2 separate regions of the Homo sapiens genome follow, and region 2 is linked to region 1. A link is an interaction called in ENCODE POLR2A ChIA-PET data of the cell type or tissue named here. Cell type or tissue: A673. All regions are shown on one strand. Each heading gives the region's core, and the rest is flanking DNA. Links, peaks and the distances in the headings are about the cores only.

Evidence for each region. ChIA-PET counts read pairs that join two places held together with the same protein. Peaks named below come from ENCODE experiments on the same cell type or tissue, not always from the same donor. Only the 100,000 strongest peaks of a DNase experiment are listed, where the experiment ranks them.
Region 2: POLR2A ChIA-PET joins it to region 1 with 11 read pairs; 7 of 35 experiments call an interaction of 5 or more read pairs at or near these places.

The regions. Positions count from the first base shown.
Region 1 is chr1:28,628,088-28,633,464 of GRCh38, reverse strand. The region is part of intron 1 of TAF12 (TATA-box binding protein associated factor 12); the gene reads left to right. Among named protein-coding and RNA genes, the nearest start is that of TAF12, 12 kb to the left of the region's middle. In A673, for the core only: no CTCF peak of the experiment used is centred there; no DNase peak of the experiment used is centred there; H3K27ac peaks cover 804 bases.
Region 2 is chr1:28,283,872-28,289,248 of GRCh38, reverse strand. No RefSeq gene overlaps it. Among named protein-coding and RNA genes, the nearest start is that of SESN2, 27 kb to the right of the region's middle. In A673, for the core only: no CTCF peak of the experiment used is centred there; no DNase peak of the experiment used is centred there.

The DNA of each region.
Region 1 (5,377 bases), core at 190-5,189:
TGGATACAGTGTCTCATGCCTGTAATCCCAGCACTTTGGGAGGCTGAGGCGGGTGGATCACCTGAGGTCGGGAATTCAAGACCAGCCTGGCCAACATGACGAAATGCCATCTCTACTAAAAAATGCAAAAATTAGCCCAGCATGGTGGCACGTGCCTGTAATCCCAGCTACTCTGGAGGCTGAGGCAGTAGAATCGCTTGAACCCGGGAGGCAGAGGTTACAGTGAGCCAAGATTGGGCTCCTGTACTCTGGCCTGGGCAACAGAGTGAGATTCTGTCTCAAAAAAAAAAAAAAAAAAAAGTAGGCCGGGCTTGGAGGTGCATGCCCTGTAATCCCAGCACTTTGGGAGGCCGAGGCAGGTGGATCACCTGAGGTCAGGAGTTCGCGACCAGTCTAACATGGTGAAACCCCGTCTGTACTAAATAAAAAAAAAAATAGCTGGGCATGGTGGTGTATACCTGTAATCCGAGCTACTTGGGAGGCTGAGACAGGAGAATTGCTTGTACCTGGCAGGCGGAGGTTGCAGTGAGCTGAAATCGTTCTATTGCACTCCAGCTTGGGCAACAAAGCGGAACTCCACCAAAAAAATACATATTTTTTAAAATTTATATACAATAAAATTATTATGGGGTACAGTCATAACTCATAGAATATGACAAATATATACTGTCATGTAAGCACTACAACACTCAAGATACAGAACAATTTCACCCCCCACCTCCACAGATTTAATCATGCTGCTCCTTTGTAGTCAAACGCTCCTCTGCCCCAGACTCCTTAACAACCACTGATCTGTTTTCCATCCCTATAACTTTTTTTTTCCAGAGTGGCCTATAAATGGAATTATACAGCCATTTGAGCCTTGCCTTTTTCACTTAGTATGATACATTTGAGATTCATCTGTGTTGTTGCATGCGTCAGTAGTCTTTTTTTTGTTGTTGTTATTGTTGAGACAGAGTCTTACTCTGCTGCCCAGGCTGGAGTGCAATGGTGCGATCTCTGCACACTGCAACCTCCGCCTCCCGGGTTGAAGCAATTCTCTTACCTCAGCCTCCCGAGTAGATGCAATGGCGTAATCTTGGCTCACTGCAACCTCCGCCTCCCAGGTTCAAGCGATTCTCCTGCCTCAGCCTCCCGAGTAGCTGGGATTACAGGCACATGCCACCATGCCAGGCTAATTTTTGTATTTTTAGTAGAGAGCGTTTCACCATGTTGGCCAGGCTGGTCTCAAACTCCTGACCTCAGGTGATCCACCTGCCTTGGCCTCCCAAATTGCTGGGATTGCAGATGTGAGCCACTGTACCTGGCCTTTCCTTTCTATTTCTGAGTATTCCATTGAATGGATATACCATAATTTGTTTATTCACCATTTGAAGGACATGTGGATTGTTTTCGGTTTTTGGTAGTTGTGAATGATGTTGCTATAAATATTTATGAACAGATTTTTGTGTGAATGTAAGTTTTCATTTCTCTACAGTAAGTACCTAGGAGTGGGATTGCTGAGTCATATAAGCATACATTTAACTTTAGAAGAAACTACCAAACTGTCTTCAAGAAAAACTATACCATTTTACATTCACACCAGCAATGTATGAGGGTTTCAGTTCCTTTGTATCCTCTCCAGCACTTGTTTTTGTTTTTAAATTTTAGCTATTTTATATAGGTATATCATGTTTTTTAAAATTTGCATTTTCCTGGTGACAAATGATATTGAGCATCTTTTCATGTGCCTATTTGCCATTTGTTTATCTTTGATGAAGGGTCTGCTCAGATCTTTTGCCCTTTAAAATAAATAAATAAAGAGCCAGGGTCTCATTATGTTACCTAGCCTTGTCTCAAACTCCTTAGCTTAAGCAGTCCTCCTGCCTTGGCCTCCCAAAGTACTGGGATTACATGCATGAGCCATCATGCCCAGTCTGCCCATTTTCTTTTTTTTTGGAGAGAAGGAGTCTTGTTCTGTTGCCCAGGCTGGAGTACAGTGGTGCAATCTCAGCTCACTGTAACCTCCGCCTCCCAGGTTTCGGTGATTCTCCTGCCTCAGCTTCCCAAGTAGCTAGGACTATAGGTGTGTGCCAACACACCCAGCTAGTTTTTGTATTTTTTAGTAGAGACGGGGCTTCACTATATGTTGGCCAGGCTGGTCTCAAACTCCTGACCTCAGGTGATCTGCCTGCCTCGGCCTCCCAAAGGGCTGGGATTACAGGCGTGAGCCACCATGCCTGGCCGAGTCTGCCCATTTTCTAAATTGGGTTGTTATTTTCTTATTGTTGAATTTTGAAAAAAAAAATTTTTTCCTCCCCCACAAGCCTTTGCACTGAAATTTCTTTATATGTGCTGGATACAAGTCATTTGTTGGATATGTGATTTATACATATTTTCTCCTAATCTATGACATATCTTTTTTTTTTTTTTTTTTTTTGGAGACGGAGTCTCACTCTATCACCCAGGATGGAGTGCAGTGGCACGGTCTCAGCTCACTGCAACCTCCGCCTCCCGGGTTCAAGTACTTCTCTGCCTCAGCCTCCCGAGTAGCTGGGATTATAGGCACCCACCACTATGCCCTGCTAATTTTTTTGTGTTTTTAGTAGAGACAGGGTTTCACCATCTTGGCCAGGTTGGTCTGGAACTCCTGACCTTGTGATCTGCCCACGTCGGCCTCCCAAAGTTCTGGGATTACAGGTGTGAGCCACCACGCCTGGCCCAACTTATCTTCTTATTGTCTTTTGCAGAGCAGAAGTTTTACATTTTGATTAAGTCCACTTTATCAATTCTTTTCTTTTGTGGATTGTGCTTTTGATATTGTATCTAAGAACTCTGACTAACCCGAAGTCATGAAGGTTTTCTCCTGTTTTCTTCAAGAAGTTGTATATTTTTACATTAGGTATATGATCAGTTTTGAATTTTTTTTTTTTTGAGACAGCGTCTCACTCTGTCACCTAGGCTGGAGTGCAGTGGCGTGATCTCAGCTCACTGCAACCTCCGCCTCCCGGGTTCAAGCGATTCTCCTGCCTCAGCCTCGAGTAGCTTAGATTACAGGCGCACGCCACCACGCCCAGCTAATTTTTATATTTTTAGTAGAGACGGGTTTCACCATGTTGGTCAGGCTGGTCTCGAACTCCTGACCTCATGATCTGCCCGCCTCGGCCTCCAAAGTGCTGAAATTACAGGCGTGAGCCACTGTACCTGGCCCTGAACTTATTTTTGTATAAATGTGAGATAGGCTGGGCATGGAGGCTTGTGCCTATAATCCCAGCACTTTGGGAGGCTGAGGCAGGAGGATCGCTTGAGCCCAAGAGTTTGAGAGCAGCCTGGGCAACATGGTGAGACTTTCTCTCTACAAAAAATAAAAAATATAAAATGAGCTGGGCATGGTGGTGCATGCCTGTAGTTCCAGCTTCTGAGGAAGCTGAGGTGGGAGGATAGCTTGAGTCCAGCTGGTTGAGGCTGTAGTGAGCTCTGATTGCACCACTGCACTCCAGCCTGGGCCACAAAGTAAGACCCATCTCTAAAAAATAAACAGGTTAGAGTTGGGTGCGGTGCCTTGCACATATAACCCCAGCTATTTGGGAAGCTGAGGGGAGAAGACTGATAGAGGCAAAGAGTTCAGGGCCATCCTGGGCAACATAGCAAGACACCGTGTTTTAAAAAAAAATAGAAAAATTAGCCAGGTGTGGTTTGCACTTGTAGCCCCAGCTACTCAAGAGGCTGATGCAAGATTATTGCTTGAGCCTAGGATTTTGGGGGTGCAGTGAGCTGTGATTTCACCACTGCACTCCAGCCTGGGCAACAGCAAGACCTATCTCTGCAAACAAACAAACAAAAAACCCAAGGCCTGTTGCAGTGGCTCACGCCTGTAATCCCAGCACTATGGGAGGCCGAGGTGGGTGGATCACTTGAGGTTGGAAGTTCGAGACCAGCCTGGCCAACATGGGAAAACTCCATCTCTACTAATAATACAAAAAAATTAGCCAGGCGTGGTAGTACGTGCCTGTAATCCCAGATGCTCAGGCTGAGGCAGGAAAATTGCTTGAACCCGGGAGGCCAAGGTTGCAGTGAGCCAAAATCATGGCCACTGTATTCCAGCCTGGGTGACAGAGTGAGACTGTGTCTCAGAAACAAAAAACAGGAAGAAAAGGGTGAGTATGATCTATTTCTGCAGAGAAAAAAATTCAAATAGTAGTTTATCTTAATTTTTTCCATAGGTAACATATGCACATAATACAGGATTTAGGGTGTACAGTGAAAAATAAGACGTTCTTGGTCCCATAGGCCACCCAGATACCACCATTCCCCCACCTCCCTCTGTTATCAGTTTCTTATGTATCTTGCCAGGAATAATTTATGAATTTACAACTGTATGTCTGTGTATGTGTGTTTTATTCATTTATTTATTTGAGACGGAGTCTTGCTCTGTCACCCCAGCTAGAGTGCAGTGGTGCAATCTTGGCTCATTGCAACCTCTGCCTCTCCATGCAAGCGATTCTCCTGCCTCAGCCTCCCAAATAGCTGGGATTACAGGCGCCCGCCAACGCGCCTGGTTAATTTTGTATTACTAGTAGAGAGGGGGTTTCTCCATGTTGGTCAGGCTGGTCTCGAACTCCCAACCTCAGGTGATCCGCCTGCCTTGGCCTCCCAAAGTGCCGGGATTGTAGGCATGAACCACCGCATCCGGCAATACATGTGTTTCAATAAACAATAACAAAATATTCTCCCATTCTATGTTTTGCTTTCATTCATTGAACAATTTCTCTTGGAGACCATTTCGTGAGCCTCCTCATTTTTTTTTTTTAAAGTCTTTATTTAAATCATTCACATTTCACACAAATCACTGATTTAAAGTGTATAATTCTGTGGGTTTTTTTTTTAATATAATCAGGGTTGGCAACCATCACCACAATGTAATTTTAGATCATTTTTGTATCCCGTAAAAGAAACCGTATACCCATTAGCAGCCAGTCTCTATTCCTCTCCTACATGCCCTGGCCATAGGCAACAACTAATCTACTTTCTGTCTATGGGTTTGCCTATTCTGGACATTTCATATAAATGTAATCGTACAATATGTGTTTTTTTTGTGACCAGCTTTTTAGGGTTTTTTTTGAGACAGAGTCTTGCTCTGTCACCCAGGCTGGAGTGCAGTGGCGCAATCTCGGCTCACTGCAACCTCCACCTCCTGGGTTCAAGCCATTCTCATGCCTTGGCCTCCCAAGGGATTACAGGCGCCCCCCCCCCCCCCACCCCCTGCACCGTGTCTGGCTAATTTTTGCATTTTTTTAGTAGAGATGGGGTTTCACCATATTGACCAGGCTGGTCTCGAGCTCAGGTTTTCCTTTCTGTCGGATAAATATCTAGTAGTACAGTGTTTTTCCTGGGAAGC
Region 2 (5,377 bases), core at 197-5,196, 340 kb after region 1:
GGTAATTTGCACCTGTAATCCCAGCTACTTGGAGGCTAAGGCAGGAGGATGGCTTGAGCCCAGGAGGTCGAGGCTACGGTGAGCTGTGATGGTGCCACTGAGAGAGACCCTGTCTCAAAAAAAAAAAACTAAAACAAAAACGAAAAACATGCCTGTGATGTACTTCATGGGCTACTTGGCACAAAGAAGTTCCTAAATAAGCCTTACTACTTTCTCCACTCTTTCTTCTAATAAATACAAACTATTTTGTAATAAACAGCAAAATTTCCTTTGAAGACTTCCCATTGCCCATAGGGTAAAGTCCAAAATTCCTGATGTACCCTGTGAGGTCCTGCTAGATCTGCCCTGGGGCTTTCTTCTCAGCCTCAGCCTTTCTTATGTTCTCCCAGCTCCTTCTGTCCCTACAAGGCTGCCTTCTCCTTCCTGCTTCAAATCCTTTCCCCATGCTGTTTCCTCTGCCAGAAGTTATCTTTGCTCCATGCTCTTTTCTCCCCTCTCATCCTTGGCCGATCCTTTCTTATCCTTCAAGTCCAGGGTAGGCTGTACTTTCTCATAGCTCCCTGTGCTCTTTCTTTCCCCAGGGCTTATCACAAGAATTTGTGTGACGAGCTGGACGTGGTGGCTCACGCCTGTAATCCCAGCACTCTGGGAGGCCAAGGCAGGCAGATCACTTGAGGTCACGATCAACCTGGCCAATATGGTGAAACCCTGCCTCTACTAAAAATACAAAAAGCTAGCCGGGCGTGGTGGCACACGCCTGTAATCCCAGCTATTCAGGAGGCTGAGGTGGGAGGATCGCTTGAACCCAGGAGGCAGAGGTTGCAGTGAGAAGAGATTGTGCCACTGCCCTCAAGCCTAGGTGACAGAGTGAGACTTCATCTCAAAAAAAGAAAAAAAAGAATTTGTGTGATGTTCATTTTTCCCACTGGGGTTTATAGGCCCATGAGGACCACAGCTGTCTGTCTTATTCACTGCTGTACTGCCAGCATGAGCAGGGGCTGGGACACAATAAAGTACTTGATAATGTTGGCATGAACAAAGAAAAGAGCTTCCTGCTGGGCGCAGTGGCTCATGCCTGTAATTCCAGCACTTTGGGAGGCCGAGGTGGGTGGACCACGAGGTCAGGCATTCGAGACCAGCCTGGCCAACATGGTGAAACCCTGTCTCTACTAAAAATACAAAAATTAGCCGGGCGTGGTGGCACACGCCTGTAATCCTAGCTACTCGGGAGGCTGAGGCAGGAGAATTGCTTGAACCTGGGAGGCGGAGATTGCAGTGAGCCGAGATCATGCCACTGCACTCCAGTCTGGGTGACAGAGCAAGACTCTGTCTCAAAAAAAAAAAAAAAAAAAAAAGGGAAAGAAAAAGAAAAGAGGTTCCTTCTTGAAATGTGAGTTTGGAAACTCAGAAATGGGACAGAACTCAAAGCTCCCCACCACCACTCCAAATATAATCCAACTGTGAGGTCAGAGGTGATTCAAACATGGGCGGAAGGAATTTCTGCTGCCATCACCAGCTGAGACATGGTTTTTCTCAGGACCAGGCACATTGCACAGAGGTAGACTTGAGAGAAGATGTTGAACTCAGGCAATACTTAACCTCCCCAGAGAGGGGAATTGACTTGTCCAAGGTCTCCAGCCATTGGAGTGAGAACCTATTCTGGCCACTACAGCTGTTGCCTCTAGCCTCAGGCAGGGCAAGTCAAAGCAGGAAGTTGTAGGACTGTGGCACAGGGTGGTGACAGACTATGAAGAGGATCTGAAGGTTCAGGCTTGTGAGACCTCAGGTAGGTCATTTCCCCACTCTGGTCCTTATTTTAACCATCTGTAATAAGAGAGTGTTTTAAGTACTCTTTTAAGGAGACTGAGATGGAGATTTGCCTACAGAGGGTTTACTGGGGAATCATATTACAGGACAGTGAGAAGCATAACTGGGCAGAAGTTGGGCTGCAATGCTGCTGCAATGGAGGATTCATCTGATCCTAAGGGGTACAATAAAGCTGGGATAATCCTTCAGAGTTGTTTCAAATGGAGGCTGAGGGTCCGGGCCTCTGTACTCTTCTCTCCCATCAACCAGTCATTGGAGGCAGACTGCTGGAAGGAGGCGTAACCATGAGCTAAGTGGCTCCCTTCAACTCAGGATAGTGGCCAGAGAGAGACTCAGCTGAAATTCTTCAGCAACTTGATGGAGTGGGAGATGTGGGAAAACGAGTGCCATAGTCTGGGTAGCACATGACAGCATCCACTACAGAGGAATATGAATGAGCAGTTTTCGAACTCTGTTCCATGGAGCCCTGAGATTTCAAGAAGGTGCTTCAGTGCATGGGAAATTGCTGTTCTTGGATGTGTTGGAGCTTCTGCAAAAGTCCAACATATTTCCTTGGAAGAAAAGGCTCTCCTGCTAGGTGGTGAATGCCCTCACAGCACCTCATATTTTCCCTTTGAGGTGCCAATCAAAATTGTAATTTAAATAATTTGTCCAGGCATGGTGGTTCACGCCTGTAATCCCAGCACTTTGGGAGGCTGAAGCAGGTGGATACCTGAGGTCGGGAGTTTGAGACCAGCCTGGCCAACATAGTAAAACCCCGTCTCTACTAAAAATACAAAAATTAGCCAGGCATGGTAGCGCATGTCTGTAATCCCAGCTACTCAGGAGGCTGAAGCAGGAGAATCGCTTGAACCCAGGAGACGGAGGCTGCAGTGAGCCAAGATCACACCACTGCACTCCAGCCTGGCTGACAGAGTGAGACTCCATCTCAAAAAAATTAAAAAAAAAAATAAAAAATAATTAGTTGCATAACGGTCTAAGGTCTGTCTCTTTCACTTGACAGTAAATCCCAAGAAAGCAGGAACCATGTCTGTCTCCTTCACTGCTAAGTCTCCAGGACATGTGACACATTAGAACCATAACATCTGTTCAAAGAACTCATACCAAGGAAGCTATTAAAGATGCAGATTGCTGAGCTCTGCCTCCAACCACTGGTTCTCTAATGAGATTCTAAGGCACAAAACAGTCTGTGAACTACTTCTCTAATCCACCTGCTCTAGGGCTCTGGTGAATGTTTGCAACCTGCTGGAGGAGACTCACTTGGCTTTTTTTTTTTTGGTCGGGGAGAGAAGGAGTTTCACTCTTGTTACCCAGGCTGGAGTGCAATGGCGCGATCCCGGCTCACTGCAACCTCTGCCTCGCAGGTTCAAGCGATTCTCCTCTTTCAGCCTCCTGAAATAGCTGGGATTACAGGCATGCACCACCACATCCGGCTAATTTTTGAATTTTTGGTAGAGACAGGGTTTCACCATGTTGGTCAGGCTGGTCTCAAATTCCTGACCTCAGGTGATCCACCTGCCTTGGCTTCCCAAAGTGTTGGGATTACAGGCTTGAGCCACCATGCCCAGCCCCGGCTCCTTTTTCTACTCACTCTCACCAGTTCTCAAATCAAGCATGGTTCCAAAAGACAAAAGAATTAGCTGGGCGCAGTGTTGGGCGCCTGTAATCCCAGCTACTCAGGAGGTAAGGCAGGAGAATCACTTGAACCTGGGAGGCAGAGGTTGCAGTGAGCCAAGATCGCACCATTGCACTCCAGCCTGCGCGACAGAGTGTGACTCTGTCTAAAAACAAAAACAAAAACAAAAACAAACAAGCAAACAAAAAAAAAGAAAAAGAATTGAGCTACCGACAACCTTCTGCAAATTCCAACCTGGGTAGATGTGCACAGGTCTTGAGTTGCAGGCTACAGAAGTCTAAAATAGATTCATTAGATCCAGTCTGAAGCTGAGTTTTCAACTCCATTTGCAAATTTAACATGATTTTAAAAATATTTATTTATTTATTAGACAGAGTTTCATTCTGTCACCCAGGCTGGAGTGCAATGGCGCTGGGATTACGGGCGCCCACCACGACACCTGGCTAATTTTTGTATTTTGAGTAGAGACGGGGTTTCACCATGTTGGTCAGGCTGGTTTTGAATTCCTGACCTCAAATGATCCGCCTGCCTCGGCCTCCCAAAGTGCTGGGATTATGGGTGTCAGCCATCAGGTCCAGCCTAATAAACATGATTTTTTTTTTCTTTTTTTTGAGAGGAGTCTCCCTTTGTCGCCCAGGCTGGAGTGCAGTGGCGCAATCTTGGCTCACTGCAAGCTCCGCCTCCTGGGTTCACGCCATTCTCCTGCCTACAGGCTGGGACTGTAGTCCAGCCTACGTGGCATGCATTGAGTGTGACTGTTGCCAAATGTTTTCAAATTTAATCTCGCAATCTTCGCAACAACCGTGTGAGGAAAGGGTCTGTTCCCATTCTATAGATGTGGAAATGGAACCTCAAATGAGAATCTGGGGAACACCAATTTAACAGACAGACCCAAATTCAAATTCCAGCTTTGACATTTAATATCAGTCTGATCATGAGCAAGTTGCTTCAATACTCCCTCCTCAATTTCCTTATCTGTGGGATGGAATTAATACCTAAGGTTACAGGAGGGTTGTGAGGATTAAATAATACTGGGTAGCTGGGATTACAGGTGCCCGCCACCACGCCCGGCTAATTTTTTTTTTTTTTTTTTTTTTTTTTTTTTGTATTTTCAGTACAGTTGGGGTTTCACCGTGTTAGCCAGGATGGTCTGGATCTCCTGACCTCGTGATCCACCCGCCTTGGCCTCCCAAAGTGCTGGGATTACAGGCGTAAGCCACCGTGCCCAGCCATTATTTTTTTTTAAATGCATATTGAGGATTTAGGCACTTTGGAGACAAAAATAATGCAATACAGGGTTGGGCATGGTGGCTCATACCTGTAATCCCAGCACTTTGGGAGGCTGAGGCGGGCAGATCGCTTGAGCCCAGGAGTTCAAGACCACCCTCGGTAACATGGCAAAGGAGTTCAAGACCACCCTTGGCAACATGGGGAGGCTGGGGCAGGAGAATCACTTGAACCTGGGGAGGTTGCTGTGAACCGAGATCACACCAATGCACTCCAGCTCCATCTCAAAAAGAAAAAAAAAAAAGCAATACAAAGAACTCTGGAATCAGAATGAGAAGGATTCAAATTCTACCTCAGTCGCATGAGCTTGGGCAAATTTCTGAATCCTGAACAGCTTGCGAATGCTAGATGCCAGGTACCTGAACTGTGCTAGGTGGTTTTTATGCATTATTTAATCCTCACAACCCTCTTGTAACCTTAGGTATTAATTCCATCCCATAGATAAGGAAATTGAGGAGGGAGTATTGAAGCAACTTGCTCATGATCGGACAGACATTAAATGTCAAAGCTGGAATTTGAATTTGGGTCTGTCTGTTAAATTGGTGTTCCCCAGATTCTCATTTGAGGTTCCATTTCCACATCTATAGGATGGGAACAGACCCTTTCCTCACAGGGTTGTTGTGAAGA